2 separate regions of the Homo sapiens genome follow, and region 2 is linked to region 1. A link is a loop called in an ENCODE intact Hi-C map of the cell type or tissue named here. Cell type or tissue: MCF 10A. All regions are shown on one strand. Each heading gives the region's core, and the rest is flanking DNA. Links, peaks and the distances in the headings are about the cores only. Region 1 has its middle 28 kb from the start of ZP4. Region 2 has its middle 210 kb from the start of LINC01139.

The links. Peaks named below come from ENCODE experiments on the same cell type or tissue, not always from the same donor. Only the 100,000 strongest peaks of a DNase experiment are listed, where the experiment ranks them.
Region 2: it touches region 1 in a loop (10-fold over the local background); 3 of 110 quality-filtered maps call a loop at or near these places.

The regions. Positions count from the first base shown.
Region 1 is chr1:237,854,872-237,871,725 of GRCh38, forward strand. It overlaps the pseudogene LOC100130331. Among named protein-coding and RNA genes, the nearest start is that of ZP4, 28 kb to the right of the region's middle. RefSeq lists an enhancer at 1-74. In MCF 10A, for the core only: a CTCF peak has its summit at 9,573 (motif pointing right); a DNase peak (open chromatin) is centred at 9,670.
Region 2 is chr1:238,684,047-238,700,900 of GRCh38, forward strand. No RefSeq gene overlaps it. Among named protein-coding and RNA genes, the nearest start is that of LINC01139, 210 kb to the left of the region's middle. In MCF 10A, for the core only: a CTCF peak has its summit at 6,560; a DNase peak (open chromatin) is centred at 6,575.

The sequences.
Region 1 (16,854 bases), core at 5,010-13,009:
CAGGTTCAAATGATTTTGGAAAATTTTTCAATGTTCTTTGAAATCATTGATAACACCCAGAGTAGCATTAAACACTGTGGGGAATCACTTGTTATCTTTCTAAACTTCAGCTGGAAACGAGTAGATCAGATAGAAGACCTAAGAAAGGGTTGCGCCACTTGTGAAATAATAGAAAATAAAAAGGGCTCATAGTATATGTGTCGATTGCATTTCCAGTGCCCTGTTCTAATCGCTATGCAGTCATCCATAACTTAATACGTTCTGAGAAATGAGTCCTTAGGCGATTTCACCACCGTGCAAACAAACGCAGATGCTGTAGCTTACAGCACGCCTCGGTTAGGCGTATAGCCATTTAGCTCCTAGGCTACAAACCTGTGCCCCATGTTACTATACCAAACGCCGTAAGCAACTGTAACACAATGGTATTTGTATATCTAAACATAGAAAAGGTATAGTAAAAAAATACATACATTACAAAAGATAGAAAACGGTACATCTGTCTAGGACACTTACCATGAATGGAGTTTACAGAACTGGAAGTTGCTCTGGGTGAGTCAGTGAGGAGTGGTGAGTGAATTTGAAGGCCTGGGATATTGCTATACACTACTGAAGACTTTGTAAACACTGTGAACTCAAGTTCCCTGAAAAAAAACATGGAGAAAAGAAACTATTCCAGCGAAGAGTTTGCAGCCTTAAGTGTAAAACGAAGGGGTGTTCCAGAGGAAAAAAAAAAAAAAACAAGGCCCTGGTTTTATAACAAAAGTTCCCACCTGGGCTTCCAATCAGGTCCATGTATGCAATGAAGACTTGAAACTTGCTTCGTTTTGATTGGTCAATACAGCTGAATCCTAATTGGGTGATACAGCTGAGTCCTGATTGGCCAAGGTAGGTGAGCTGTGATTGGTTGATTTAGGTGAACGCTGACAGTCTTAATAACAAAAAGGTGCAGGTTTTCAGGGAACTCAGTACCTGTGTGATCCCTAGTTAACAAATGACCACTTAGCTCTATTTTTAATTTAGGATCAGTTAGCCACTTGGGATGCATTTGAAGGATTGGCTCTTTCGGATTCACATTTTTTGACAACTGTATACTTAGGCTACACTAAATTCGTGAACAATATTTTTCTTAAATAAATTAACCTTAGCTCACTGAAACTGTTTTACCACATAAACTTGAATTTTTAAGGTTTTGACTCTTTAGTAGTAACTCTTGGCTTAAAACACACATTGTATAGCCATATAAAAATACTTTATTTATGTCCTTATTCTATAAGCTTTTTTCTATTGCTGCTGACATCAAAATAAAAATGTAGAGATAAATCTCTAAATTTAAAATTTTATTTTGGAGGAAAGAATTGCAATTCAGGAGCCGGGCAGAGTGGCCGATGCCTGTAATCTCAGTGCTTTGGGAGGCTCAAGTGGGAGGATCGCTTGAGGCCAGGAGCTGAAGACCAACCTGGGCAACACAGCAAGAACTATCTCTACAAACATAAAAATAAAAAATAAGCCAGGCATGGTGGCATGGCCTGTAATCCTACTACTCAGGAGGCTGAGGCAGGAGGATAGCTTGAGCCCAGGAGTTTGAGGCTGCAGTGAGTGAGCCATGATCTATCTCACTGCTGCACTCCAGCCTGAGCAATGGAGTGAGACCCTGTCTCTTTAAAAAAAAAAAAGAAGTTCAAGACATATCCTCATCCGGGTAACCTTCAGTATGTCTGAAGAACAAAGAGAAGGTTGGGGGTTTTATAAAGAAAAAAAGAGGGATGTTTTGTGTGGTCCTGAGAAAAAGTTCACTGATATTAGTAAGGTTTTGGCAAGCTCCGATGGATGGGCAATGGCAGTGGGCAAAATTAGTCCTACAGCTGCAGCAAGTTATCTCAGCACCTGTAGATGAAACTGGTTTTGGGTTACAACAGGCAGTTTCCTTGCAGAGAATAACATTTCTAGAGCAACATTATGTATCCTGAGTGGTTTTTCCTCCTAGTTCCTCAACTCTGATATAGTTGGGTATGACAAGAATGACCCTATTCATATAGGATCAACTTTCACACTATTTTTAAAAGTTTTTATATGTTAGTTTACTTTTAAACTTTTTTGTTAAAAAGTAAGACACTCACACACACATTAGCCTAGGCCTAAAGAGCGTCAGGATCATCAAGATGTCACTAAGCAATAGGAAGTTTCCAGCTCTATGAAAATCTTATGGGACCACCATCATACATGTTTTGTTGACTGAAGCAGTTGTTATGTAGCACATGACTGTATTTCTATGCAAGCGTCTACCAGCTTGCCTGGCCTGCACCATGTATCTCTTGTTTTATGCCCTGGGCTTCTCTGATGCTGCAGTATGAGATGCTGGAGGTGACCCCCTTGGAGCACAGACACCTACAATCTGAAGAGTCTTATGCTACGCAGCCATGCTTGACGGATGGGGGACCAGAGCCAATGAGTAAATTCTGCCCTTGTTTTCCCCTGGAAGGACGGCTCAGAGCATACAGAAAGGCTTCTCAGAAAATGGCATGGGAGATGTTGGTCAAAGGGCACACACTTTCAGTTAATAAGATGAATGACTTCTGGTTATCTAAAATACAGCATAACTTAAAAAAAAAAACAACTTCAAACACATTAAATTTAACAGAGTTTAATTGAACAAAGGACAATTCAAGAATTGGGCAGCCCTCAGAACCAGAACACAGGTTCAGAGGATTCAGCTGCTCAATGTGGGCACGCAGCATTTCTGGACAGAAAACGGAAGTGAGGTCCCGAGACAGCTCGATTGGTTCCAGCCCAGCGTTTACCTTATTTCCACATAGTCCGATCGGTTAGCTGCCTATGATTGATTGACTAAGCTCAGCTGCTGTGATTGGCTGAGATTCAGCTACTTGTTACAAAAGTATACTCCTAAGTCAGGCTTTCAGTGAGTTTAGGTTCTGATATGGTTTGACTCTGTGTTTCCACCCAAATCTCATGTTAAATTTTAACCCTTCATGTTGGGGGAGGGAACTGGTGGGAGATGATTGGATCATGGGTGCAGTTTTCCCCTTGCTGTTCTCATAATAGTGAGTTCTCTTGAGATCTGGTTGTTTGAAAGTATGTAGCCCTTCCCCTTTCGCTCTCTTCCTCCCCCTCCAACATGTGAGGATGTGCTCGCTTCCCCTTCGCCTTCTGCCATGATTGTAAATTTCCCAAGGCCTCCCAGCCATGTTCCCTGTACAGCCTGCAGCACTGTGAATCCATTACACCTCTTTTCTTCATGAATTACCCAGTCACGGGTAGTTCTTTATGGCAATGTGAGAACAGACTCATGCAGGTACTAAGTTAGGTTGCAGTCCGTTATGTAGAGACTCAAAATATGAAGGCCAAATTTAGTTTAACATGCCTATAATTCAAAACATTGTACTGTATGCTTCAAATTTACTAAGAGAGTAGATCTTAAGGTAGCTAGCTATGTGAGGTAACAGATATGCTTATTAGCTTGTGGTAATCATTTCACGATGTGTATCCATATCAAATCATCACTTTGTACACCTTACATATATATGCTTTTTTGAGTCAGCTATACCTCAGTAAAGTTGGGTTGGGGGGGAAGTAAAAGAAAGTTCCATGGGATGGAGCCCCTGTCCGTTGGAGCTCTAGCTGCCCTGGCAACATGCCCTTGCAGTACCTCTCTCTCCTGTTTCCCTCCCACTGGTCCCTCACTCCACTCCCTGGGTGACATGCAAACATTTGCATTACATATTGACGTGCAAACTACCTGCTCACAAGTCTTTGTGCCAGTCTCTGTTCTCAGGGGAATCTAGGCTAAGACACTAATTGTTTAACCAGTTCAGCAACTGCTCAATTAAACCAACTGGATAGCTTGGACCTCTCTTACTACCAACTATCTTTCTCCTTTGGAAGGAAAATGGAAGGCGGCCACAACAGGTATCCAGGCACAAGAATTCCCAGGGCCACCCAGCTACACAGACATGTCAGCAAAACAAAAGATTCACAAACTAATCATCATCTAATGAAAGAAACTAAATCAGTAATTATGATAAAATCTCCTGGGGTAGTGAGAAAGGAGGAGGAAAGTGGCTTTAACAAATGCATATTTAATGACTTAGCAAGATAAGATAATTAGGCATAGTCTGCAGAACGGTGGGTTGGGGGTGGTTGTGGTGGAAAGACTGCCACAAAACTGTGAGATCAAAGCTCATTTATAAAGTAATTAAATCCCGGGTACAGCTGTTGCCCAAAGGAATATTCATTTTCAAAAAATTTTCATCTTTGACTCAACTTTTGAAAAGCTGGTTATGCCTAAGCCTTAGGGCACGTTAGGAAATCCAGCTGGATTTGGGAGTCGATACTCAACAGGAAGAGCTGAATTTGCATCCTAGGGCCTTCTTGCTCCAGCAAATGATGTGGGCAGTGAAGTTATGACAGGCTCTCTCTGTCTTCCTGTGCTTCAAATACCTTCCTCATTTAATACACAGTGGCCTTTAGAAGTAGGTATCTCCACACATGTCCACAGAGAGGGAACAACACACACCAGGGCCTGTTGCAGGATTGGGGGTGAGGGGACGGAACTGAGAGGACGGGTCAACAGGTGCAGCAAACCACCATGGCACACATATACCTGTGTAACACACCTGCACACTCTGCACATGTATCCTGTTTTTGTTTTTTAGAATAAATAAAAATAATTTTTTAAAGAAAAGTAAGCATCTCCATTTTACCATATCAAAAATGTGAGGTGGTTAGATTAGTTGAACTCAGACATGTTTCCATGTTTCACTTTGAGTCTTGGGTGCAGACACTGACAAGGGCTCAACTGTCATGATTCATTGCTGAAAGGGAAGAAGGTAAAGGAAGCTCTCATATCTTCCAGATGCCTTACACAAATGGCACATGTTGTATACAAATTTGGTAAGAGCTCTTTAACACATTTCCCATTTGCCTCGGAAATACTGCTCGGGCAGCGAGCTTCACTCGTTTTTCCTCTAACCAGGAAATGGGTTAAGCCCACAGATAGAAGTATGATTATTATATCGAGTTTTCCTACAAATAGAAAATAAATGTACTGGTCAGGGTTATTTAAGCATCCCCCTCCCATTGCCAATTACAGACTTCATGGGAAATTAGAGTTGCCATATTCTAGTTTACTCACCAGAGCCTTTGGAGTTTGTTTTGAGTTTGTGTCAATTCTATAGAAATGAATTAAGACAGAGGAATGGGAAGTGAAGCTTCTGGATCTGTAAAGCTTCTGGATCTGAAAGTGGCAAATGCCCCAGTTCTTTCTTTCTTCCAGGCCTCATTAGCTCTGGTCATGCCCTCCTCACAGAAGGCAGCTTAACCCTGAGTCTACAGGTTTCATTAAAATTGCTGAGTAATCGCATGAGAAAAACCCCTACGATAATAGGTATTGATCTTCTGGCATAGTTATTATGATTTTAAATTATAAATCACATCTAGTCAGGTATCAACCAACATCCACAAGGAAACTATTGGTTCAAAATGTATTTATGTATGTATGTATTTATTTATATTTATTTATTTTTATTTTTTGTTTTTGAGACAGAGTCATGCTCTCTTGCCTAGGCTGGAGTGCAGTGGCACGAGTTCGGCTTGCTGCAACCTCTACCTCCCAGGTTCAAGCAATTCTCCTGCTTCAACCTCCGTAGTAGCTGGGATTACAGGTGCGCGCCGCCACACCTGGCTAATTTTTTGTATTTTAGTAGAGATGGGGTTTCACTGTGTTGCCCAGGCTGGTCACGAACTCCTGAGCTCAGGCAATCCACCTGCCTGGGCCTCCCAAAGTGCTGAGATTACAGGCGTGAGGCACCGCACCAGGCCCAAAATGTATTTACTAAGTGGCATCTACATGCTGGTTGCTATGGGTACAAAGATTAATATTAATAGCAATAAAAAGAATAATATGTATATAGTGTATACTGTGTGCCAGGTACTATCCTAAATATACATATATATTTAGAATATATACATTTATGCTAGATGGGGTATGTGTGTATATAAATATACTTCTTTAATTCTCACAATAAAAATTATCTTCATTTTACAGACAAGGAAACTGAGGCAAAAGGAGGTTAAGTAACTCACTAGAGGTAAGACATTCTGAAAGAATTCACTCTGGTGGGGAACAGACACAAAGAAACCACACAACCATGTGATAATGCGATTACAGAACATGTAAGAAGTGCTCTTACAGGGAAGGAAGACAGCAAGGTGCGAAGAACACCTTCTGGAGGAGATGAGAAGCCTTCCTTAGGCAGATGACATCTGAGTGACTCTCGGAAAACGAAAAACAGCTTTCGAAATAGGACAGGCAGGGCATACAGGGCATAACAGAAAGAGGTCATCCAATCTATAGCTTTATTCATAATTGCATCATATTGAAACAACCAAGATGTCCTTCAGTAGGTGAATGGATAAACAAACCGTGGTACATCCAGGGAATGGAACCTTATTCAGCAATTCAAAGAAATGAATAATCAAACCACGAAAAGACATGAAGGAAACTTAAATGCATATTCCGAAGTGAAAGGAGCCAATCTGAAAAGGCTATATACTGTATGATTCTAACATATGCCATTCTAGGAAAGGCAAAACTATAGATAGAGACAGTAAAAAAGATCGGTGGTTGTCAGGGATTAGGGGTGTGTGGGAGGAGATGAATAGCAGAGGACAAGCAATTTTTAGGGCAGAACGACTTTTCTGTATGATACTGTAATGGATATATGACAATATTCATTTGTCAAAACCCATAGAAATTACAACACAAAGAGTGAACCCCAATGGAAACCATAAACTTTAGTTAATAAAAATATATCAATAATGTTCCAATTGTAGCACATGTACCACAGCAATGCAAGATGTTAATGCTATGGGAAACTGGAGAGCAGGGAGAGGAGGAGGAGTATATGGAAACTCTGTACTTTCTGCTCATCCTTTTTGTAAACCTAAAACTTCTCTAAAAATTAAACTCTATTGAAAGAGAAATAAAGGGAGAAATAGCCTTCAAAATATTACAGAGAGAGCATTATAGAAAGAGGGGCATTGAGTCTTCAGAGTGCTTTCCAAAACCTGAATTAATCGTGGAGTAGGAAATATTAAGTCATGAGTAATTTATAACTTAGTATAAATTATTAGTTCATTTTCCTTGCTGCTGTCATTAGCTGGTTTCAGGATGTGAAGAAATGAAGATTCCCTTGGCTGCAAGTGAAACCTAGCTCAGACTCCCTTCGAGTAAAAGGAAGTGTACTGGCTGACGTAACCTGGAAGTCCTAGGTGCCACTTCCGGCATCGCTGAATCCAAGAGTACAAATGAAGTCACTGTAATGCATCTCTCTACTCACTACTTCCTCCTTCTCTCCCTCCGTCTCCCTCCTCCCCTCTTTCTCTGTCGTGCCTCAATTCGATGCACTTCTATCAGGTTGTCTTTAAATAGTGTAGTGATAGCCCCTAGCAGGTCCAGGCTCATGTGATTTTTTTAGTTCTTCTGAGGGGAAACTGTCTTCTCTATGTACAGGGGTTCCTGGGAAAGACATGAGGCTGGAGAGCCAGGCTGGTAAACAGACAGCAGCCAAAGCAGGCCTGAGGATGAAGAAGCAGGTCACAGAGCAAAGTCACTCCATAGGAACCAGCTAGTGAGGTATATCACCATCACCCCTACCACTTCAGGACTCAGTGAATGGTACCCCGGTTACGCTTTGGCCAAAAAATAAGAGCAAGGACATTAGAGGCAATAGGGCCCTGACCTATGTACTGCTTTTCTTATTCTGCTGTGACTGAATACTGTGCCTCCAGCACCTATACCATTCCTATTTCAAGACTACTTTTTGAGAGTCACCTTAGTGGAGGAGACAATGAAACCCCCGTTTGAACAGGTACCAAATCCCACAGCTTTAACTCTATTTGTGCCTTATGTGAAAGGGTCACATGAATTTAAAAAATGTATATTCTAATTTTTCCCATTGTGTTTCTGCAGATCTTGCCGATCCAGAGTCAGTGACCCAGGCCGCAGTTTGAGAAAGTGATAGCTGATAGAATGTCCCTATGGCTGCCTTAGGACACTCAATAAGCATCTAGTACATGAGAAAAATTACATCTGCTTTGCCTCTTATTCTTCTCCAAGGACTCTAAGAATCTAAGTTGTGACACCAAGATAGAAAACAAGATAGTAAAATAATTCTCTGTTATCATCATCTTCTACATTAAATAACTCCCCTAGATAGCTCTATTGTCTAGAGGTCAGTGATGTCCACCAGAACTTTCTCCAGTGATGGGAACGTTCTTAATGTAGTAGCTACTAGACACACATATAGCTACTGAGCAGGAAGTGTGGCTAGTGTAAACTAGAACTGATTTTTAAATTTTATTCCAATTAATATGAATTCAAATTCTACACATGGCTAGTGACTGTCTTATTTGACAGCACAGGTCTTTACAGTCTAATGTTAACCCTTACTAACAGAATGTGCCCCACCCACAATTAAGTGGCCATGTTTTGTGTTACATGACCTTACCCTCCCACCTGATTGGACCACAGGCAGTTACCGGCCCCCAGGACAGCCAATCACAGGCTGCTAATGATCTATACTGTGAAACCTGACTCCATAGGTGAGCTACACCAATCATATTTCTCTCTTTGGATTTTGGAACTGGGAAATTGAGAGGGGATTGGCTATGGGAGCTGAGCTTACTTCATTACACAGACTCAGGGCCCCGGTGGTAACTATGGGCCACCTGCAAACTGGGGCTATGAGAAAACAGGAGTCCTGGTATGTGTTAAAAGGGAGAGCTGGCTGCTGCAGATCGGGGAGAATGGGGTCAGACGTGCTCACAAGAGCAGAAGCTGTGAGGGACCCTCACGGCCCATGAGAAAGAGGCAGGAAGCAGCCTTGGGTTTTCTCTTTGGGGCTTGGCTGTATTTCAGCATGTGTTTATGGCCGCTCACAAGATTCTCTTATTTATTTCCTGGAAATGCGCTCCCTTAGCATAAGCCAGAATGAGTGGAACTCTCTTTCCTGTCATCTAGACCACTTTTAATGAAATTATGATATTGTAATATAAATTATAAAGAAAAGCATGTTATGCACCCTAGAAGTCAATATATTTTTGAGCTGGAAGGAAATTAGGAATCATGGAGTTTAATCTCATCATTTTAAAGATGAGATGGAAGCTATTTTGAAATGTTGCTGTCTAAAGTCACAGAGCTGGTTTCTGAGAAATTTTCAAGTATTAATTTGCTTTCTGAAAGTTTGTTAGAAAAACCAAAATGAAACAAAAAAATCTGTCACTGTAGTTTTTGAGAGAAAAATAAAATACAGTAGTGGATGGATACCTCAGTTTTAAGATGAATCTAACTTTTTAACAGGGCTTACTAACCTAATGGGGTTTCGTTAATAGTTAAAATCCACATTTTACAGGTGTTTGCCCCTAAGTGAATAATTCAGGGTCTCTGTTTTCTGCAAAATATCCTCCCACCCAAATATTTCTGGGGGGCCATGGCGTGTCTCCTGCAGGGTATCGAGGAGAGCTTCCCCAGATGCTCTGCCTCCAAGCGCCACGTGGGGGCGCTGCCTCACCACTGCCTGACCTGCGCACGTGTCCGGGAGAGCGCTGACCTCCGGGCCAAGGCCACTGTGTACTGGCCATTTGCCAAAGCGGAGCTGGCCTCCGCGCGGTTCCCAATTAACCAAAGCCACGTGGATTTGTCATCAGAGCGTTCAAGTGACACGGCCGGGCCCTGCGCGTGTGGAGTGCCTGGTGAAAGCTGCTCCTTGGTTTCTGCTTCCAGCCATAAGGTTCAGACAGGAACCATGAACCCAAGGGCTGGATCAAAAATAAATGTGTCACACAGACAGCTCTCTGTGAGTTCCTCTGAGTCTCTGACAACCTGGGGCCACTTCCCACATCCCGACCTCTTCCTGTTCTCCAATACTGCTTTAAGCACGGTACAGCTTGTGTGCCAGCCAGTGCTACTTCAGGTGGAAAGCTTCCCCTCCCTCCCCTGCCTCCCACAGGAGGCTGGGCACCAGTCGCTGGCCCATGTTTCCACCTCTGATGCACTTCTTTTGGGGCCACACTCCTGGTCCTCTCCCCATCTCCTGCTGTCTGGGGAAAAGGAGAGGCTTACCAGATGAGTGAGTTAGAGAGAGGGGACAGAGCCCGGGGGCCAGTTCCTTCCCCTCTGCAGAGCTCATCTCTGCCAGAGGCCTCTGTTCCTGCCTCCAACACTCTTGAGCTGAGTTGCACAGGCCTTTGTAAAGGGGGCCTGCAGTTTTCCATCTCTGTCCAGGATTGTGTGAGCACATTTAATTCTGGGACGAAATCCTAATAATATTATTTTTGAGCCTCCTCAAGTTAAAACTCACCGCCTATGTACTTGACACTATATTAAGTGTTAAGGATTCAGAGAATACCAAGAAAAGCTGTAAGAATCTCCAGAGAGCTGGTGTCTGGGGAATAGGGACAGGAGGTGTTAGTGCCACTAACCAAGACTGGAGACATCTGCAGAAGAGGGTCAGGCCAAGTCAACCTTGGTCTAACACAGTTCGTGGCATTTTTGGTTTTTTAATTGATACTCTTTTTGAGATGGAGTCTTGCTCTGTCACCCAGGGTGGAGTGCAATGGCATGATCTCGGTTCACTGCAACCTCCATCTCCTGGGTTCAAGTGATTCTCCTGCCTCAGCCTCCCGAGTAGCTGGGATTACAGGCACCCGCCACCATGCCCGGCTAATTTTTGTATTTTTAGTAGAGATGGGGTTTCACCATGTTGGCCAGGCTGGTCTCAAACTCCTGACCTCAAGTGATCCACCCACCTCAGCCTCCCAAAATGCTCGAATTACAGGCATGAGCTACCATGCCTGGCCATGGACACATTTTTGAGTGAGGTTGCAATTTTATAATAGTGGTTTTTTTCTTAGTTGAGATTGTAATAGAATAATTTTAATGATATAATTGTTTTAATGGTAGAATTTAATGCACTGTTTTTTCCATATAGCATTGTGATTTCCAAGTGTAAAAATGTACACTAATAAAAGAATTTTTGAATTAAAGTAGCAAAAAAACTTTACCCTATTACTTGTATATTTCCTTCCAGTCTTTTTTCCCCTCTGTGCAGGTTTTATGTGCCTTTGATGATATGTTTGATTTTAATTCAACTGTAATTATTTTGTCATTTTCTATCCAGAGTTTGTCACTTAAGACTATCTTATGAGAATATTTTCATAGTACAGTCTTCATAAAGATAAGCAAAAAATGGTCATAATATATTTGACTAACCAAATATACTCTAGTTTAATGATTTCTCTATGTTTGGACAATTATTTCAGTTCCCTCCACCTTTTGCTACTATAAATTGACTAAAGGATAGAGCATTTGAAATCAGAAATAAATGGCTGTAACTCTAGCCTTGACGCTAGTAACCTAGGAGCTTTGTGTAAGCTCCTTAGTCTCCTTGAGTCTGTTTTCTGTGAAATGGGAATATGTAATTCTTACTTCATAGGTTATTTTAAGCAATAAATAAATGTTGTACACGAAGCACCAAGTACAATGCTTAACATCTAGTACATGTTTAATAAAAGTATTTCCTACCTCTCTTTCCTATGACATGAATACATAAATAAATTATGTGATTTCTGACAGGCCCTACCTAGCAGACAATTGCAGATCACTAGGGGAATATATTAGATAAGTACTTTGATGTATTAAGGCACCAGCATTTTACAAAACGAATGATGAAATTTATGTCTTTGGCCCAAAAGAGTTTACAATTTAGAGTTAACAATTTTCCACCTGTCCCCAAAACCAGTAGAAAGTTGAATAATAAACAAACCTGCATTCAAATGGATAACCTTCATGAGTCAGGCCCAATATGAGCTCTTCAATGAGTTTTCCTTTAGCATAGAATCTTTTCCCTTCATGATTGCTATTAAGATGTATTTGTTCATTTGTTCACTCATCTGGGCCTGGACCTGTCTAATAAGTCAGGAGGTGACTTGAGTCCACTCCTGAGTTTTGAAGATGGCATCAGCCTTAAGGAGGCTGCTTACCTTCCTCTTTGCTGGGGGGCTGGTAGTGGCAGGGGGAGGGCTTCTTACAGTATGTGTGAATGCTGAAACAATTTATATGTAATTTTGATTAAAGGCTGCCTGCTCTCCACTGGGAACTGGACCTCTGATGATGAACTTTCTCCTTGTGCCATCTACTCTTTCATCAAGCAAAGCTTCCTGAAGCATCTGCTGTATCAGGAGCTCTGCTAAGAGACACAGAAGAGACTGTGACTACCATTTCTATCAGGTAGCTGGTAGTCTAGTGGGGAGGAAGACCTGGGGTAAATTGCTGCTAAAGATAAGTACTATGATGGAGGCTTATCAAGCATTCATTCATTCAATGATAAATGTCTATTGATTATGAGACACCAGTCAGACCTGCACTGGAAACTAAGGATGCAGAGATGAGAAAACATTCTGGTCCTGTCCTTGTCCATCTGTCCATCCTGTCTAGGAGCTGCTTGGCACTACCAGCATTCTTCTCTCTCCTTTTCTCAGTGGAAATGAATTCAACCAGTGTTGTAGTTGGCCAGCAGTTTAAAATAGGACAGTGAATAAAACAAGCATTTTCCCCCTAGGAACTCAGACAGTTGGGGCTAAAGGATTTCACTCTTATCCCTTTGTACCAGATCCTGCCTTGAGGTAACCTGAGACGGCTGGCTTTTCAAATCCTGTGTGTTCTTTCCTAGCTGGAAGTTTGTTCTTCCTTTGTTTTAAAGTGGGGGGAAATTTATGTAAATGGATCTCAGTCATGCAAAGAAGATTTAATTGGTGATTTAGGGGTATAATCTTTTTCCTCCATTGAAAACTTGGAACTGGATTGTTCTTGTCTGAACCTAAACTGTTTTCTTCCCAGGAGTCCTGACTGATTGGGGCTCATCCCTCTTTGGCTGGGAGTCTAGTCCTGGGAGTGCAGGGCTTGTGTCTTCTCCTGTTGTGCTAATTTCCCCTCAAGGAACTGTGTTGGCCCCTTTACCTAAGGATGGAGAAAAGCCTGATATTAATTCCCACTCCTCCTTGAGGACAAAAGGGGAGGAAATAATAGAAGTGTGGGGCTTTCAAAGGGAAAGCCCTAATTCTAAATGATTCCACTAATTAGCCATAGGACCCTATACCTGGTCCCTCCAGGAACTGAGATGGACTGGGTGGGCGATAGGGGTGGGGTGTCAGGGAATTCTAGTGAAACCAGGGAAGGAAACCAACTTACATGTAGAAATTGGGATTTATAATCCTTTGGGTATATACCCAGTAATGGGATTGCTGGGTCAAATAGTATTTCTAATTCTAGATCCTTGAGGAGTCGCCACACTGTCTTCCACACATGCACACACATGTTTACTGCAGCACTGTTCACAATAGCAAAGTCTTGGAACCAACCCAAATGCCCATCAATGATAGACTGGATAAAGAAAATGTGCCACATATACACCATGGAATACTATGCATCCGTAGAAAAAGATGAGTTTATGTTCTTTGCAAGGACATGGATGAAGCTGGAAACCATCATTCTCAGCAAACTAACACAGGAACAGAAACCCAAACACCGCATGTTCTCACTCTTAAGTGGGAGTTGAACAATGAGAACACATGGACACAGGGAGGGGAACATCACACACCTGGGCCTGTCAGGGGTGGAAGGCTTGGGGAGGGATAGCATTAGGAGAAATAACTAATGTAAATGATGAGTTGATGGGTGCAGCAAACCAACATGGCCCATGTATACCTATTAACAAACCTGCACGTTGTGCACATGTACCCCAGAACTTAAAGTATAATAATAAAAAATAAATAAATAAATTGGGAGTCTGAAACCCCTTTGACTTCTGTGATCTGAGACACCAAAATAGATGACCCTTTGTTAACGAAGACAGATCCTGAGGTTAAGGAAATGAAAGTTACCTACAGGTTGAGGTCTCAGGGCTAGACTGGCATGGCAACTTCCTAAATTCCTATGGCTACAAGAAAAAACACACTTTTGCTAAACTCCCTAACAGTAGGAGCTATCAGGAAAATTGTCAGACACTTCCTAACTCTGCTTTACAATCCAGACTCGTACAACTCTGATTGGATAGAGGACCATCTTGCAAACATTCTTTCCTGATAAGCAACTGCAGACCTGAAGTCAGTTCCAGCCAGATCTAGAGACAGCGCACAAAGTGTCTTTGTGTTCTATAGTTCACCTTTTGATGTAGAGCCAAATTCTACCTCATTTTAATCTAAAACCCTGCCCCAAAGTAAACTGAGCTCTCTGTTACATGTGTGTTTACCCATTGTGCATACACAAGACTCCCCTCATAAATATGTATAGCTTTCCCCCAAATCTATGTATGATTCTACTGTGTAATATGGACCCCGTGAGGCATAAAAGCCAACCTGCTCTTCCCTCTTCAAAGAGAAATCACCTTCAGTACATGCCAGAGACAGTCTCTTCTGGTACTGCAAACTGATACCACAAACACAGTTCACCATTCTGCTGTTCAGCCACACTAGTGGTCTTTTGGATGATGATCTTTTCACTTTTCCTCTTTGGGGCTTCCTTTCGGTTTCCTTTGCCTTTAGTTTTGAAGTACAGCTTCTTTTGAAAACTTCACCTAACTCTCTCATATACTGCTGTATTACATTTTGAGAAACTGGGCAATATACATGTCATTTGACCCAGCAATTTCACTTGAAGGAATTTATCTCAAGGAATAACAAGTACAGTACATAAAAGTGTCTGTATAAGGGTGTTCATCCCTACATTGTTTATAATACTGTAAAGACTGGCCATGATATAAATGTTTACCAAGTGAAGACAGCACAATAAAGACTGGTATAGCCATACAATGGAATGCCATGTAGCTGTTTGTAAGGATATCTATATTTGTTTTAAAATATTTCATCATATATGGTGTGTTAAGTTATTCCTAAGTATAGCCATTGGCTCCCTTTGAAATTAAAACCCGTAGGAATGGTCAGCTAACATTGTCATCAGGAAGCTCTCACCCAGTGTGACCACTGTCAAGATCCTCCTCTTTCCCACCTCTTCATCAAACGTGGAGGCTTTGCTAATGGCTGGAGTGATTGTTAAGAATGGTCTTTATTGGCAAAATCAGTTATATTGAAGATTGGGTCTAATGAACTATTTGAAACCCTATATTTGCCTGAAAAAGAACATAAGAATGGAGCAAGGCCTGTGGCCTATGATGACACTTGAGATTCCATCCCAAAATCCAGGGGCCAGTTTAGACTCAGGTTCACCTTTAGACAGCACTCCAGTTGGGTCTGGATTCGCTTTCCTGGTGCCCAGACTGACCAAATTCTATGATATTCCGCATTGGCTACGTGAAGCTTTTCTGCACGATGGCAAAAGACCTAGAGTTGGGCTTTCCCCCAGCTCATGAAATAGATGACATGACTATTTTTGTGATCCTTTCTCTTTGTGTGTGTGTGCGTGCGTGTGTGTGTGTGAATTTGACCTTGTTTTCATTCGTGAGGGGAATAGCTGACTCTCATGATCTCAAAATTTTCTGTAGCTACCAATCTCTACCAAAGTGAACTTAAGGCATATACATGGCCAGATTGGCTAATGTCAGTTGGCCACACCATTTAATGATGATGCAGATTTACATCGTTAATGTGGAGATGTCTGTGATATATTGGTGCATTTGTTATCTGCTGCTGTGCAACAAAGTACCCCCAAGCTTAGTTGCTTAAAACAATAATTGTTTATCATCTATCACAAGTTCTGCAGATTGGGAATTCAGACAGGATGCTGTAGAAACAGCTTATCTCTATCCCGAAGTATCTGGGACCTGGATTCATTAGAGGTACATTCTCTCATATGTCTAGGTACGTTCTCTTACATAGCTAGGTGGTAATGCTGTCTGGCTGCTACAAGACTAGCTGGGACCACTTTACAGCATGTGGCTGGGACCCAGGGGCAGGTGTAAAAAGAGAGAATGAGTGAGTGCCAGATGGAAGCCATATGCTTTTTCTGATCTAGCCTCAGCATTAACCCCCGACTATTTGCAGCATGCTTGTTAGTTAGAAGCCAGTCACTAAGTCTATCCCATACTCAGGCCAGAAGAGAGAGTACTTTTTTTTTGAGGTGAAATTTTACTCTTGTTGCTGAGGCTGAAGTGCAATGGCGTGATCTCAGCTCACTGCAACCTCCACCTCCTAGGTTCAAGTGATTCTCCTGCCTCAGCCTCTCGAGTAGCTGGGATCACAGGTGCCCGCAACCATGCCCAGCTAATTTTTTTTGTATTTTTAGTAGAGACGGGGTTTCACCATGTTAGCCAGGCTGGTTTAGAACTCCTGACCTCAAGTGATCTGCCCACCTTGGTCCCCCAAAGTGCTAGGATTACAGGCGTGAACCACCATCCCCAGCTGAGAGAAGATTCTTAATAGCTCTTAGGAGTGAGGAGATTTTTCCAAATTCCCTCTGCAGGAATTCTCCAGCCTCAGAGCTGGGGTACTCACGCACTCACTCCAGAACCAGCTAGTAATAAGAGGGATGGGATTCCTCTCAGACAAAAGAGGCCTCCTCCCAGAACTGGGGTGGGGTCAGCATCACCTATGAACACAGATATACGGGGTGGAGTGGCTACCTGATTAAACGATGCTTCTTCAAGAAAGGAGGGGTGGGGTCAGTCCTAGATAGCTCATCAATTTTGCTCATTTTGTGGGTTACAACTTTAAGTTCTGCACGGCAAATAAGTATGTATTTAATAAGCATCCGTTGGTGATAAGAATGATGGTAACACCAGTGAGGATGACAATATGGAGAACTCTGGTTGGTTGCACTTTGTGTGC
Region 2 (16,854 bases), core at 3,391-11,390, 830 kb after region 1:
GCTTTTATTCTCTTATCTGGCCCCACTCACATCCTGCTGATTGGTAGAGCCCAGTGGCCTGTTTTGACAGGGCACTGATTGGTGCGTTTACAATCCCTGAGCTAGATACAAAGGTTCTCCATGTCCCCATTAGATTAGTTAGATACAGAGTGTGGACACACAGGTTCTCCAAGGCCCCACCACAGCAGCTAGATACAGAGTGTCGATTGGTGCACTCACAAACCCTGACCTAGACACAGGGTGCTGATTGGTGTGTTTACAAACCTTGAGCTAGATACAGAGTGCGATTGGTGTATTTACAATCCCTGAGCTAGACATAAAGGTTCTCCAAGGCCCTACCAGAGCAGCTAGATACAGTGTCAATTGGTGAACTCACAAACCCTGAGCTGGACACAGGGTGCTGATTGGTGTGTTTACAAACCTTGAGCTAGATACAGAGTGCCGATTGGTGTATTTACAATCCCTGAGCTGGAGATAAAGACTCTCCACCTCCCCACCAGACTCAGCAGCCCAGCTGTCTTCACCCAGTGGATCCCCCACAGGGGCTGCAGGTGGAGCTGCCTGCCAGTCCTGCGCCATGCGCTCACACTCCTTAGCCCTTGGGTGGTCGATGGGACTGGGCGCATGGAGCAGGGGGCGGTGCTCGTCGGGGAGGTTCGGGCTGCACAGGAGCCCACAGAGGCGGGGGAAGGCTCAGGCATGGCGGGCTACAGTCCTGAGGCCTGCCCCGCGGGAAGGCAGCTAAGGCCTGGCGAGAAATCGAGCGCAGCACCGGTGGGCTGGCACTGCTGGGGGACCCAGTACACCCTCCGCAGCTGCTGGTCCGGGTGCTAAGTCCGTTATTGCCCGGGGCCGGCAGGGCCCGCCGGCTGCTCCGAGTGCGGGGCCCGCCAAGCCCATGCCCACCTGGAACTCCAGCTGGCCCGCAAGTGCCGCACGCAGCCCCGGTTCCCGCTCGCGCCTCTCCCTCCACACCTCCCCGCAAGCTGAGGGAGCCGGCTCCGGCCTTGGCCAGCCCAGAAAGGGGCTCCCACAGTGCAGCGGTGGGCTGAAGGGCTCCTCAAGTGCCGCCAAAGTAGGAGCCCAGGCAGAGGAGTCCCCGAGAGCGAGCCAGGGCTGTGAGGACTGCCAGCATGCTGTCACCTCTCACCTTCATGTTAAAAACCCTGAATAAACTAGGTATTGAAGTAGCATTACCCAAAATAATAACAGCCATCCATGACAAAACCACAGCCAACATTATACCAAATGGGTAAAATCTGGAAGCATTCCCGTTGAAAACCAGAACAATACAAGGATACCCTCTCTCACCACTCTTACCCAACATATTATTGGAAGTCCTGGCCAGAGCAATCAGGCAATAATAATAATAATAAAAAATAGAAAACATCTAAATAGGAAGAGAGGAGGTCAAACTCTCCCTGTTTGTAGATGACATGATTCTGTATCTAGAAAACCCCATAATCTCTGCCCAAAAGCTCCTTGATCTATAAGCAACTTCAGAAAAGTTCCAGGATACAAAATCAGTGTACAAAAATCATTAGCATTCCTATACACTAACAACACTCATGCTGAGAGTCAAATCCCATTCAAAATTGCCACAAATAGAATAAAATACCTGGAAATACAGCCAACCAAGAAGAGCAAAGAGCTCTACAATGAGAATTACAAAACACTGCTCAAAGAAATCAGAGATGAAACAACCAAATAGAAGAACATTTTATGCTTCTGGATAGAAAGAATCAATATGACTAAAATGACCACACTCCACAAACCAATTTACAGATTCAATGCTATTCTTATCAAACTACCAATGACATGTTTCATAGAACTAGAAAAAAAATCTATGCTAAAATTCATATGGTACCATATAAGCACCCAAATATCCAAGACAATCATAAGCAAAAAGAAAAAAAGCTGGAGGAACCACATTGCCCAACTTCAAACTGTGCTGCAAGGCTACGGTATCCAAAACAGCATGGTACTGGTACAAAAACAGACACATAGAGCAATGGAACAGGGTAGAGAGTCCAGAAATAGAGCCTCAGACCTACAACCATCTGATCTTTGACAAACCTGACAAAAACAAGCAATGGGAAAAAGACTGCCTGTTCAATAAATGCAGTGGGATAACTGTCTAGCTATATGCAGAAGATTCAAACTGGAGCCTTTCCTTTCACCATACCCCAAAAACAACTCAAGATGGATTAAAGACCTAAATGTAAAACCCAAAGCTATAAAAATCCTGAAAAGTAACCTAGGATATACCATTTTTGACATAGAAACTTGCAAAGATTTTGTGACAAAGATGCCAAAAGCAATTGCAACAGAAGCAAAACTTGACAAATGGGACCTCATTAGAGAGCTTCTGCACAGCAAAAGAAACTATCAACAGAGTAAAATAGCAACCAAAATAATGGGAGAAAATACTTACAAACTATATATCCTACAAGGGTCTAATATCCAGCATCTACAAGGCACTTAAACATACAAGAAAAAAAAACATTAAAAAGTGGGCCGAGGACATGAACAGACATTTTTCAGAAGAAGACAGACATGCGGACAATAAGCACATTAAAAAAACCACTCAATATCGCTGATTATTGGAGGAAATGCAAATCGAAACCACAGTGAGGCACCATCTCACTCCATTCAGAATGGCTATTATAAAAATTCAAAAAATAACAGATGCTGGCAAGGCTGCAGAGAAAAGGGAACACTTAAATACTGTTGGTAGGAGTGTAAATAAATTCAACCATTGTGGAAAGCAGTGTGGAAATTCCTCAAAGAACTAAAAACAGAACTACCATTCAACCCAGCAATCCCAGTACTGGATATATACCCAAAGGAATATAAATTGTTCTTCCATAAAAACACATGCACACATGTGTTCATTGCAGCACTATTCACAATAGCAAAGACATGGGATCAACCTAAATAAGGGTAGACTGGATAAAGAAAATGTGGTATATATACACCATGGAATACTATGCAACCATAAAAAATAATGAGATAATGTCCTTTGTAGGAACATGAATGGAACTGGTGGCCTTTATTCTTAGCAAACTAATGCAGAGACGGAAAGCCAAATATACATGTTCTCACTTATAAGTGGGAGATAAATAATAAGAACACAAGGACAGAAAGAGAGGAACAACAGACACTGGGGCTACTTGAGGGAGGAGAGTGGGAGGAGACAGAGGTTCAGAAAAAAAAATGAAAACAAAGAAACTGTCAAGTAATATGTTTAGTAACCCGGTGACAAAATAATGTGTACACCAAACCTCTGAGTCACAGTTTACCTATATAACAAACGTTCACATGTATACCCCTGAACCTAAAAGTTAAAATATTTTTTAAAAAAGGAAATGTAGCAGTACCAAATCTCTTAGAAAATTTGATCAATAGTCCTTTGTATCTGAATTACTTCTTCACTGTAGAAAGTGCATCTCTTTAAGCTTAAGTAACTGTGGTTTTCACCAGCTTCCAGCAATAGTTAATCCAATTTTAACTTTAAATTCAAAGTGATATTTTTTCATTTTATCTATAACTTACTGTATTCCCAGATGTCTTTTTATTGGCGTAAGACTGACATGCAAAAAGTGTTTTTATTTAATGTATACATCTTGAAGAGTGTGAAGATAAGTATCCACCCATGCAATCATCACCATAAACAATGCCATAAACATAGTTATCACATCTAAAAGTTTCCTTCCTTCCTCTTACTATTTGTTTGTTATAAGAACACTTAATACAACAGCTACCCTGTTAGATGTTTAAGTATATAATACAGTATTGTTCAGCTCTCTGTCCTAAGCTGTACATGAGATCTGCAGGACTTATTCATCCTTCATAACTGAAATTATGTATGCTTTGAACAATATATTACGTTTTTGTTCTCAAATGTAAAATAATATATGAAATGCTCGCTCTTGCTTGTTAATACTTAAACAGGAACTTATGACTTTACTAGTCCCCTTTTCATTGATTTGCCTTGTGTGAGGCATTCTGCTTGGCAATGTGCAGGACAGGTTAAAAGAAAAGAAGTAAGTGTAGTCAAATGGTAACAACTGAATATAGAAAGTGATTGTTATCACTGGTAAGACAGAAATTCTACCTCAGTAAAGAAATAATTAAACATGGAAACAATTTAATCAACATCTAATATTAAATGAGATACAGAACAATTCACTTAATCCCAAAATGCTACTATGCATAATTGGACACTTTTGGATTTATGAGCAATTAGGGGCCCTGGAATCACCTAAATTTATCATAGTAAACATCAATTATTATTAAGCCACATGAATATAAGACTGAGCTTTGGAATTACTAAAATGCAGCTATGATTTTGCTTTATTTGTCAACTATGTGAGTGGTTGCAGGCAAATCCTTATAAAGATCAATTTCATAAAACTGTAAAATGTTCAATGTGTAATTTATAGTAGTTTTGAGAATTAAAGGAAATAATGTCTGTAAGTCACTTATCATACAGCCTGGGCCAGGGTAACCACTCAGAAAACTGTGATTTATTGTTATTACTATTTTTGTTAATGACAATTAAGCATAATGAGCTTTCAAGTCACAGAACTCTGGAGAAGAGGAAGATCGCTGCATGGATCAAGGTATAAGAATGTCAATATTTTTATTAATGTGGATTAAATAATTACATTGAAGATGCATTTTAATGGGCAACACAAATAACTTTTATATGTTCCATTAAATACATTATTCAACTTCTGAAACAGTGATTGCTGTCAATATCACTTTCTATTTTGAAATATTGGCATGCCAACTTTAAATGTGCCTATTTTGTATATTCCCAGAACTACCTCATAACATTCTATGGATATTTACATCTCTTATATTGGGAAAAATAAACTAATTTACATTCTTATATGTTATATTCCGCCGTTCTATCTGTTATATTTTATATTCTGCCTATATATGCTTTTTATATTAAAAAAACTAGTTTTTTTTTTTTTTTTTTTTAGAGGGTGTTTCTTTTTTTTTTTTTTTTTAATGTTTTTTTTTTTGTTATCATACTCTAAGTTTTAGGGTACATGTGCACATTGTGCAGGTTAGTTACATATGTATACATGTGCCATGCTGGTGCGCTGCACCCACTAACGTGTCATCTAGCATTAGGTATATCTCCCAATGCTATCCCTCCCCCCTCCCCCGACCCCACCACAGTCCCCAGAGTGTGATATTCCCCTTCCTGTGTCCATGTGATCTCATTGTTCAATTCCCACCTATGAGGGCTAATATCCAGAATCTACAATGAACTCAAACAAATTTACAAGAAAAAAACAAACAACCCCATCAAAAAGTGGGCGAAGGACATGAACAGACACTTCTCAAAAGAAGACATTTATGCAGCCAAAAAACACATGAAGAAATGCTCATCATCACTGGCCATCAGAGAAATGCAAATCAAAACCACTATGAGATATCATCTCACACCAGTTAGAATGGCAATCATTAAAAAGTCAGGAAACAACAGGTGCTGGAGAGGATGTGGAGAAATAGGAACACTTTTACACTGTTGGTGGGACTGTAAACTAGTTCAACCATTGTGGAAGTCAGTGTGGCGATTCCTCAGGGATCTAGAACTAGAAATACCATTTGACCCAGCCATCCCATTACTGGGTATATACCCAAAGGACTATAAATCATGCTGCTATAAAGACACATGCACACGTATGTTTATTGCGGCACTATTCACAATAGCAAAGACTTGGAACCAACCCAAATGTCCAACAATGATAGACTGGATTAAGAAAATGTGGCACATATACACCATGGAATACTATGCAGCCATAAAAAATGATGAGTTCATGTCCTTTGTAGGGACATGGATGAAATTGGAAACCATCATTCTCAGTAAACTATCGCAAGAACAAAAAAACTACTTTTACAAAACTGATACAGTTAGTGGTCAAGTAAAATCAAATATAGCTCTGTGACACTGTCTTCCTCACAACTTTCTTTTCTCCTGAAAAATTTCATTGAGCATATAAAAGTATTTTTAAACACTCAGATTTTTAGTTTTTCATATTTCTGCAAAGGAGAACATTTCTGCTGGTGATAAATAGATCTTAGGTGGAATCTCTCTATGAGATCTGCTGCAGGTTAAGCATCTCTGGATTTCCTCCACAAAAGTGATGAGAGAAACAACAAAGAGAATCAGGGATAGAAGAGAGTGGCTACTGATCACTGCCCTTAACCTTCTTTTTCCCCTAGAACATAAACAAACACTCATATTATTCTTCAATTAGTTGCAATGACACTAAGAGGTAATCCACTTCTTCTATAAATAGTAATAAATAGTATCTTCCGGCAAAATGCTTTATTCCAAAGAATATTTGTATTTAATTATCCCTCCAGATCTGTTAATATAACAAGTTCCTTTCTGTCTTGCTCTTTGCTTTTTTTTTTTTTTTTCAGATTTGATTCTTTTCCTTTAACCTCTTTTAAAGATGATTGAAGTTGTTCTAGAAGCCACATAGGCCTTTAGGCCAATCAAATCAAACTTGCCATAGAGTTTGGCTAACTGCTATACCACACCATATGTATGCCCCCAAGAGGCTGCCTAGTATTATAGCTCAGATAAATGCCTTGTTAATAAAACAGTCTGAGTGAAAATTTTGCAGTCATATCATTTTAAGGTTAATAATAAAAAGATTATTTTTCCTTCAATTCATCATGACTTCTAGTCACATAAAAATTTCTGGAAAAAAGGAAAACCCACTGTTATTGGATTTTTGATAAAATGATCCAAGTATTGAGTGCTATATTTGGAAAGGTCAATAACGGTAGTCTTCTAGAAAGAACAAATCATTAACGTAGCAAAGCATGCTTTCCTTCCTTTTGTCATTTTCCTGTAACCACTCGAAAGAGTCCTTTCATTTTCAGCTATTGAGTGAGAAATTTCTTAAAGAAATGGCATATCTTTTGTCCTCTCAGTCGAAAATAGGACATTTTTTCTCAATAAGAATGTTTTCAGAAGCATGTTTATTAAATTCCGAAAACATAGCAGGTGAAATATACATTCTGTAATTTAAGAAAACTCAGGAATGTGTAGCTAAATACTTTGAGTCTAAATTATGAAACACATTTAAGATAGCAATATATTATTTTTCTTACAAATTCAAAAATGTTTACTGAGTACATATTACTGACTGATAAGATAGCAATATATTATTTTTCTTACAAATTCAAAAATGTTTACTGAGTACATATTACTGACTGATACGTTAAAATCAAGTTGTTATGTAAATGAAATAGACACAGCTGAATCTTCAAGGGGCTGACAGGCTGAAAAGGTGAGACAAATATGAAAATAAAGAATTCAAAGTGTTGTAGGTGCTATGATGAAAGTACCTCGAAAGTACTATATCTAATGCAACTGTTTGAATGCTTGCTTCTTCCTAGATAAATAGAATGATTGTTTTATGAAAAGCTTCATGGAAAAAAATGAGCTGAGCTAGGTCAAAAACTTTTAGAGCTAAAATAGACAATAAACATATAGATAGAAGGAAAAAGAAAGAAGGTGTGAAAAGCAGGCCTTTCTGAGGAACTGAAAGCAGTTCAGTGTGGCTAAAAAATCAAAAGCCGTGGCTTGAGTGCGGAGAAAACAGGCTACGGAAGCCCATCACGACGATATCATGGGGGCCTTTGAAGGAGCTAGCAAAGATTTAACTTTACCATATGAGCAAGTCGCAGTATAAAATGACTTGAACAAAATGTGTATTTCAGAAATATCTGTGCAGCAAAAATTTGGGAGGACAATGGCAAAGGTAGAAGAGAGGAGGTCATGAGTCCAGTGGCAAGACTTTCTGTAATCCACACAAAAATAAAATGAAACAACGGTGGAAGAGCAAATAGATGGGGAAAAAAGCAAAAAGAAATTAGACTCTTCCAGAATTATTGGATGTTGGATTACTAGATGCTTTTAATGTAGCCATTAAATAAAAAGAATAAAATCATGTTTTTTGCAGCAATGCGAATGCAGCTAGAGGCCATTATCCTAAGTGAATTAACACAGAAATAGAAAACTAAACACTGCATGTTCCTCATTTATTAGCAGAAGCTAAACATTGTGTACTCACAGACATACGATGGCAACAATAGACACTGCGGACTACTAGAGGGGGAAGGGAGGGAGGGGGCATAGGATTGAAAAACTAACTGTTGGTCACTATGCTTAGTACCTGGGTGACCAGATTATTCATATTCCAAACCTTAGCATCTGCACTATATACCCATGTATCTAACCTGCACTTGTATTCTTTGAGTTTAAAATAAATGTTGAAATTACAAAAATTAAACCAATAAATAAATATCTTACTGTAATAAGAAGTAAAATTAAAAATTAAAAAAAAAAACAAACTGAGACTTCCAGTTTCAGCTCTGGCATGTAAAGAGCCTAGGAGTCATCATCCTAATCTTTCAAGAGCAAAAGACTGATAAACTAAAAATCCACAACTTTTCTTAGGCTCAACAGAGAACTGAGGTTACAGGGCAAGTGCTACCTCAAAATCTGGAGACAGTGACACATTGATAGATACAGATCTGAGATTTGCCTACTGAAAGCAGAAACAGCTGGAATCCATAAACTGGTAGGGAGAATTGAATGGACATCTTGGCAAATTGCTGAAGGGTGACAGTGGACTAGCATGTTGGTGGGAAACTCTGAAACGCCACATTCATAGTGATTTTATTATGGGAATCCTATCGGAGTGTCATGGTGAGATCTGAGAAAGATCCTTTCATGACCCTAGCTGGGGCAGGGAGAGGGCAGCCATCTTGAAACCCACTCAGACTCTTCTCACTAAAAAAGATCTAGTTTCCAGAGGAAAGAAATTAAACAGAAGGGAATTCAGAATGTTTTCCCAGATGGGGCAAGGTAATTCCTCGGCACCGCACCCCCCTCCACCCCACCACCCCAGCTCTTATCTCACTTATCTCTTTATGGGAAAAACAAAGACACAAGTGAAATCCGCAGTGGAGTGGGCTTCAGAGAAACAGCCTGGGAATACTGCAGCCAGAGAAGAAAGTAGAGGCAGGGGGAATAAACTAAACTCCAGGATGAGAGTCTGAGAGACTTGTGAAGGCCACGCCCTAGAGACACAGTACCACTAAGGACTGACTTAAGCAAATTATAGGACAGCCCCTTTCCCACATGCTACCAGGACACCAACAAACCTCTGATATTATACTACTGAGGGAAATTTAAAAAGATCTAAAACGTACAGACCGTCTTTCAGTCTGGAGTAATAAAAATAAAAGGAGAGACTAAAGCAAGAATACTAGAAGAATTTGAAGTCTCTGGTTCCCATATGTACAACATTAAACACAGCCAAATTCCAAGCCAGATTAATATAAATGATCACATTAAAGATCTATTTACCTGGTTACCTATTACTTGATGAAATACATCCAGCTTTCAAAAATAAAAATAAAAAAGGAAGAAGAAACAAAACACACATCAGAGAAAACACACACATGACACAGATTTTGGAATTAACAGGCAGGGAATTTGAAATAAATACAATTAAAGTGTTCAGAGATCTAATGGCAAACACAGACAGCATAGAAAAGATAAGTAATGTAAACAAGTAGAAGTGCTAAAAAAAGATTTGAAAGGAAATGTTAACAATTAAAACATAATAACAAAGTTGAAGAATGACTTTGACAGGCTCAGCAATAGACTAAAAGTCCAAGGAAAGAATCAGTGAACAGCAAGATAGTTCAACAGAAATTTCCTGAATTAAAATCCAAATAGAGGGGGTAAAAAACCCGTAGTGTCCAATAACTGAGATGATTTCAAAAGATATCACACACAGACAATAGAATTCTGTGTCAGAATGAGAAGAAAAGGAAAATGGAGTCGGAATAAAAATCAGTGGAATTAAAAAAAAAATTTGTAGTGATGACAACCAAGAACTTTTCAAATGAAGAACAGATTCCAAAGCACAGATCCCAGAAGTTCAGAGAACTAAATAAGGATAAAGTAATATCATATTCAGTAGTGAAAAACTAAAATCTTTTCCTCTAAGATCAGAAACAAGACAAGGATGTCAACTCATGTCACTTCTATTCTACATAGTACTGGAAGTCCTAGCCAGAACAATTAGGCAAGTAAAAGAAATAAAAGGCATTCGAACTGGAAATGAAAAAATAAAACTGTCTTGTTTAGAGATGACATGATCTTATCCTAAAGACTCTACACACAAAAATTATTATTACTAATAGACAATTTAATAAAGTTGCACATACAAAATCCAGATATAAAAATCAGTTGCATTTTTTAATACTAATAATGAAAAAGCTGAGAAAGACATTAAGAAAATAATCACATTTATAGTGGCATCAAAAGAAAATAAAAAGCCTAGTAATAAATTGAATGAAGGTCTTGAAGGACCTGTAGGCTAAACAGTATAAAATACTGATGAAAAATATTAAAGAGACACAAACAAATGGAAAAATACTCCATGTTCATGTTTTGGAAGACTTAATATTGTTAACTGTTCATACAACCCAGAACAATCTGCAGATTCAATACAGTTCCTACCAAAATACCAATGTTATTTTTACAGAAATAAAAAAATAAAATTTTAAAATTCATATGATGAAAAAAAGGACCCTGAATAGACAAAACAATATTGAGAAAGAAAAATATGCCTGGAGGTATCACACTTTGTTATTTAAAAATATATTACAAAGCTACAGTAATTAAAACAGGATACAGACAGATATATAGACCAATGGGATACAATAAAGAGCCTAGAAATAAATGCGCACATATAGGGTCAACTCATGTTCAGCAAGAGTGCCAAAAATACACAATGGGGGCAGGATAGTTTCTTCAACAAATGGTATCGGAAAAAACTGAATATTCACCTTCGAAAGAATCAGGTACTCTTACCTTCTGCTACACACAATAAACAATACAAAATAGACTAAAGACTTAAATACAAGGCCTGAAACTATGAAATTCCTAGAAAAAATGGGGGAAAATCTTCATGACATTGGTCTTGATAATAATTTTATAGAAATAATATAGCTTTCATAGACAAGCTAAGGCAACATAAGCCAAGACAGACAAATGGCAGTACATCAGTCTAAAAATCTGCACAGGTCTGCAAACCACATATTTAGGAAGGGGTTAATTTCCAAATGTATAAGAAACTCCTATAACTCAATATCTACAAAAAACAACCCAGTTAAAAATGGACTAAGTAGTTTAATAGACATTTCTTCAAAGAAAACCTACAAATGGCAAACAGGTACAAGAAAAGATGCTCATGTTCACTAACCCTCAGGGAAATGCAAAGCAAAACCGCAATGAAATATCACCTCACATCTCTTAGGATGGCTATTATTAATGACAACACAAAAAGAAAAAGAAAAGACAAATATTGGTGATGATGTAGAGAAATTGGGGCCCTTGTACACTGCTGTGGAGAATGCAAAATTCAGCAGTTGCAAACAACCATCTGGAGATTTTGTTTAACATTAAAGATAGAAATACCATATGATCTGGCAATCCCACTTTTGGATATTTATACAAAAATCAGGATCTTGAAGAGACATTAGCATCCCCATGTCCACTGAAGCACGCACTAGTCACAATAGCCAATAAATTGGAAAAAATCTAAATGTTCATCAGCAGATGAATGGCTGAAGAAAATGTGCTATATGTCTACAATGCAATATTATTCAGCCTTAGAAAAGAAGGAAATCTTGCAACATGCAACAACATGGATGAAGCTGGAGGATATCATGCTAAGTGAAATAAGTCAGTCACAGTAAGACAGATACTGTATGACCCCACTTATGTAAGCTATTTAAAACAATCAAACCCACAGAAGCAGAGAATGGAATGGGGGTTCCCAGGGCCTTGAAGGGGAATGAGGAATTGTTAATCTAAAGGTATAAGATTTCAATTATACAAGGTGAATAAATTCTAGAGTGGTGTACAACATTGCACCTGTAGTTAACAAACTGTATTATACACTTAAAAATCCATTAGATGGGTAAATCTCAATTATGTAATTTGAGTGATGGATACCTCAAAAGCCCTGATTTCACTGCTATGTGATCTATGCATATAACAAAATTACACTTGTACTCCATGAATGTATACAAATAAAAAAACACACCAATATTAGCAAGTAAATAAAAATTTTACCATGTGAATACTGAAGGTAAACATGAGCGAATTCCATTATAATCTGGTAGTGGATACTTTTTATGACAATGAAATAAAAATCTAGGACAATAGGGTAAACATTTATAGATAAATCTTAAGAATTAAGAGTTTGCATAGTGGTAAGTGAAATAAAGGGCAAATGATAAACTGGGGAAAGTGATTTTGAAACTTGTCATAGAAAAGGGCTAACGTATCTAACAGAGAGAAATTCTGATAGTTATTAAGCTATCATCTCTTTACTCCAAATCTATTTATAGTGTTCTTTAGGCTAGTGCTAAGATTCTACAAATGTTTTTCCTGACTTTTCCAGGTGTCTTTCTAGCAGGTCGGGTCAACAGAGCAAGAGATAGAGATAGAAGAGAGGAACAAGAAAGAAGGAACTCGCTCTTTCATATTTACCATGTTTCTGCAAATGTTGCCCCAGCAGGGGCGATTAGTTCCGGATAGGATCAGAGCACTCCCAGAAACACTTTCACCCTCAGAAGTACCAAAAGAAGACTGACTGCGCCTATCAACAGACTCATAGGTCTGAATTGTCGGCGGAGGTCTGAATTGCTGCTCTACATTGCCTTTCTTCAAAACCTCTGGCTTCTCATAATTCCAAACTGTTGCTTTTGTTTTCCCAGCCCTAGTGGTAGCAATTAGTTGTTGTAGTTACCATCTGTAGTACCTTAGTATAACTATTTGCTGCATTACATCAATATCTGTTTAGGTATTTCTTTATACTTAATTCCCTTTGTGGCAGTATCTACTGTCATTTATATTTTTCCGAGTGCCCTGACTAATAGATTTTCTAAAAATTGAGAACAAAAGCACCAGTCCCCCAAAAATATATAGAAAAAAGATCTGCAACAAGTCACAGGAGAAGAAATACAAATGATGCTCAAACATGGGAAAATACACTTAGCCACATTCATAGTAAGGCATATGCAAGTTAAAACTGCCATTCCTTACTTTGGAGTATTAAAAATCTGACATTTTGAAAATATATACTGTCGGTGAGGCTATGGATAAATAGCATCCTTATATATCTCTGGTAAGCATGCAACATGTAAGAACTCCTCCGAAGGAGTTTAGTCATTTCTAGCAGAATTATCTATCAATTTTTTCCTTTTGACAAAAAAGATCCATTTCTAGCTATCTATTGCAAAATTACTGGCATAATATGAAATGAAGAAGACACAAAGATATTCTCTGCAATACAGCTGGTAATAGCAAAAGTCTTGAAACATGTCACATGCCCATAGGAAAACAATGGAATAGACTGTGATACTTCTGAGTAATACAGTAGTCCCCACTTATCTACGGTTTATCTTTCTGTGATTTTAGTTACCTGCAGTCTGAAAATATTAAATGGAAAATTCCAGAAATAAACAATTCATAGGTTTTCAATGTTGTGCCTCTTTGAGTAGCATGATGAAATCTGGGGCATCCTGCTTTGTCTCACCCAGGACCTACATTATTCCTTTATCCAGCATTTCAAAGCTGTGGATGCTACCACCCATTAATCACTTAATAGCAATCTAGGTTATCAGATCGGCTGTTTCAGTATTCCAGGGCTTATGCTGGAGTCACCCTTATTTTCCTTAATAGCAGCCCCAAAGCAAAAGAGTAGTGATACAGGCATATTGTTATAATTGTTCTATTTTATTACATTTGACCCTTGAGCAATACAGGGGTTAGGGTCGCCAACCTCCTGCACAGTCAAAAATCCACGTGTTTTGATTTTCCAAAACCTTAACTACTAATAGCCTACTCTTGACTGGAACCCTTACCAAAATAAACAGTTGATTAACACATATTTTGTATGTTATATGTATTTTATACTGTGTTCTTACATAAATAAGCTAGAGAAAAGAAAATGTTATTAAAAATCGTAAGGAAGAGAAATACATTTCTAATAGTGCACTGTATTTATTGATATTGTAAGTTTACTTCATCTGTTTACAAAATGGATCATCTGCCTGAAATGACAACTAACCACAGCCTCAGATCTTAATCTATGGTACATATCAGGCAATTCAACTTTTTCTCATAATGTCATGACTTTTCTGTTTCTTGGGAGCACTTCCAGCAAAAACTAGTGGCACTTCACACGGATCCCATGGTGTTATTCGAGGATTATGGTATTGCACTAAGCACTATTGCACTAAGCACTGTGAAAGAAATGCAAGAACTGTGAGAGATCAGTTTTTACTTAATACACAATTTACTGGAGAGATGAACTGCTCATGCACAGATGATTTTTTAAAATTTATTTTACTTTAAGTTCTGGAATACATGTGCAGAACATGCAGGTCTATTACATAGGTATACATGTGCTATAGTGGTTTGCTGCACCCATCAACCTGACATCAAGGTTTCAAGCCCCGCATGAATCAGGTATTTGTCTTAATACTCTCCCCCAACTTACCCACATCCCCCGACAGGCCCCAGTGTGTGATATTCCCCTCCCTCTGTCCTTGTATTCTCATTGTTCACCTCCCACGTATGAGTGAGAACATGTGGTGTTTGGCTTTCTGTTCCTGTGTTAGTTTGCTGAGAATGATGGTTTCCAGCTTCATCCATGTCCCTGCAAGGGACATGAACTCATTCTTTTTTATGGCTGCATAGTATTCCATCTTGTACATGTGCCACATTTTCTTTATCCAGTCTATCATTGATGGATATTTGTGTTGGTTCCAAGTCTTTGTTATTGAAAATAGTGCTGCATACACAGATGATTAATAGCACATACAGATATTTGCAACACTTGAGCAAAATTATTACAGGAGTACAGTATGTAGCACAGTTACTATTTTTGCAGTTATAATACTGTTTCTTTACTTTGGTTTACATTTCTCCCTACTGTCAATGGTGTCATGTGTAGTCAGTATTTGTGTGCCTATGTTTTGATACATTTTAACTTTTTAAAATAGATTTGCGTATATTTTATGGTAATAAGTGATTAAACAATTATATACATATATTTTATGCATTCATGATGCACCTAAAATTTCTTTTTTTTTAATGTTTCTAGGCTGCATGCTTTATGTGTAAGTTTTTTCAAGTTAGCACAAATCTCCAAAATGTTTTAAATATATTTGTTGAAAAAAATCTATGTGTAAGTAGACCCCCGCAGTTCAAACCCATGTTGTTATTCATGGGTCGACTAGATTAGTTATTGTTGTTAATCTCTTATTGTGCCTAATTTATGAATAAATTACTATATATTATTATTTGTAAAGAAATTATAATTACTAAATTACTATATAAATAAATTACTATATATACTATGTAAACTTATTATAAAGAAAAAATTTACTTTTAAGCTATGAAATAGATCAGTTATTCCCACCGAGTAACAAAGTTAGTACAACGATTGGCAAAATTTTTTTCTGATTGACCAGTTTGATTGAATTAACTGACTTCTATGTGTGCTGACATGTTGTTTTGTAGTGTGCAAATAAAACTTTCAATATTTATTATATAATCTTTTTTTTTTTTTTTGAGACAGAGTCTCACTCTGTTGCCCAGGCTGGAGAGCAGTGGTGTGATCTGGGCTCACTGTAAAATCCACCTCCTGGGTTCATGCAATTCTGCCTCAGCCTCCCAAGTAGCTGGGACTACAGACACAGGCCACCATGCACGGCTAATTTTCGTATTTTTATTTTTTTTGTAAAGACAGGGTTTTGCCATGTTGGTCAGGCTGGTCTCAAACTCCTGACCTTAAGTGATCTGCCCGCCTTGGCCTCCCAAAGTGCTGAGATTACAGGTGTGAGCCACGGCACCCGGCCTATTTATCACATAGTCTTTATTGTTCTTTACTGTTCTTGGAAAATAAAGAATTTTAACATCGAAAAACCTATTAAACTTATAATACAGATTATTTGCAACATCATAGTGTATGTGAAAATTTAACTATATTGGATGTATTAACACAATATCTGCTTTATGTAGGTTAATTACAATCAAGCAAAATACCAATGTTTACCAGGCTTTCCCCAAACCAATTAAGAAAGCTCCTACTTTAAAGCCTTTTATATGTATTGTATTTTGCAGCTAGAAAAACCTTTCTTCAGATATTGGTAAGTCTGATATCCTTCATGTTGCATAAGCCTTACATCTTGTCAAACATCACTTTATCTAAGGGGCCATCATAATATCAAATATGTAGCCCATGTCACTCCTTATCTTTCAAGAGCACTTCTCACAGACTTATATTGTAGTAGACTTTGTATCTATTCATATTTCTATTATCTTTTCACACATGCAAAAAAAAATGTTTCACGAAGGCAAAGGCTTTGTTTTTTTCATTTGCTAACATATTGAGCACATAGAACAGCTCTTGGTGCACGGTAAATGCCACCAAAGTATTTGGTGAATGAATGAATGAATGAATGAATGAATGTTTTCTACCCTGTCATCTCAGAACCCTCCAACCAGCGAGTTAGTACCCAAAACTGCTGAGCAAGTTATGCCAATCCAGTTCACTTAAAACAGCTGAAAGTAAACCAAGAAGGAAATGTCCAACTGGGTACCAACTAGAAAATAATTCAAACAAAATTAAAAAAAAATAAATTAGCAAAAACACCTTTTGTTCATATTAAATATTGTGTAAAGTTCTAATATATAAACAACCAAAATGGAGCTGT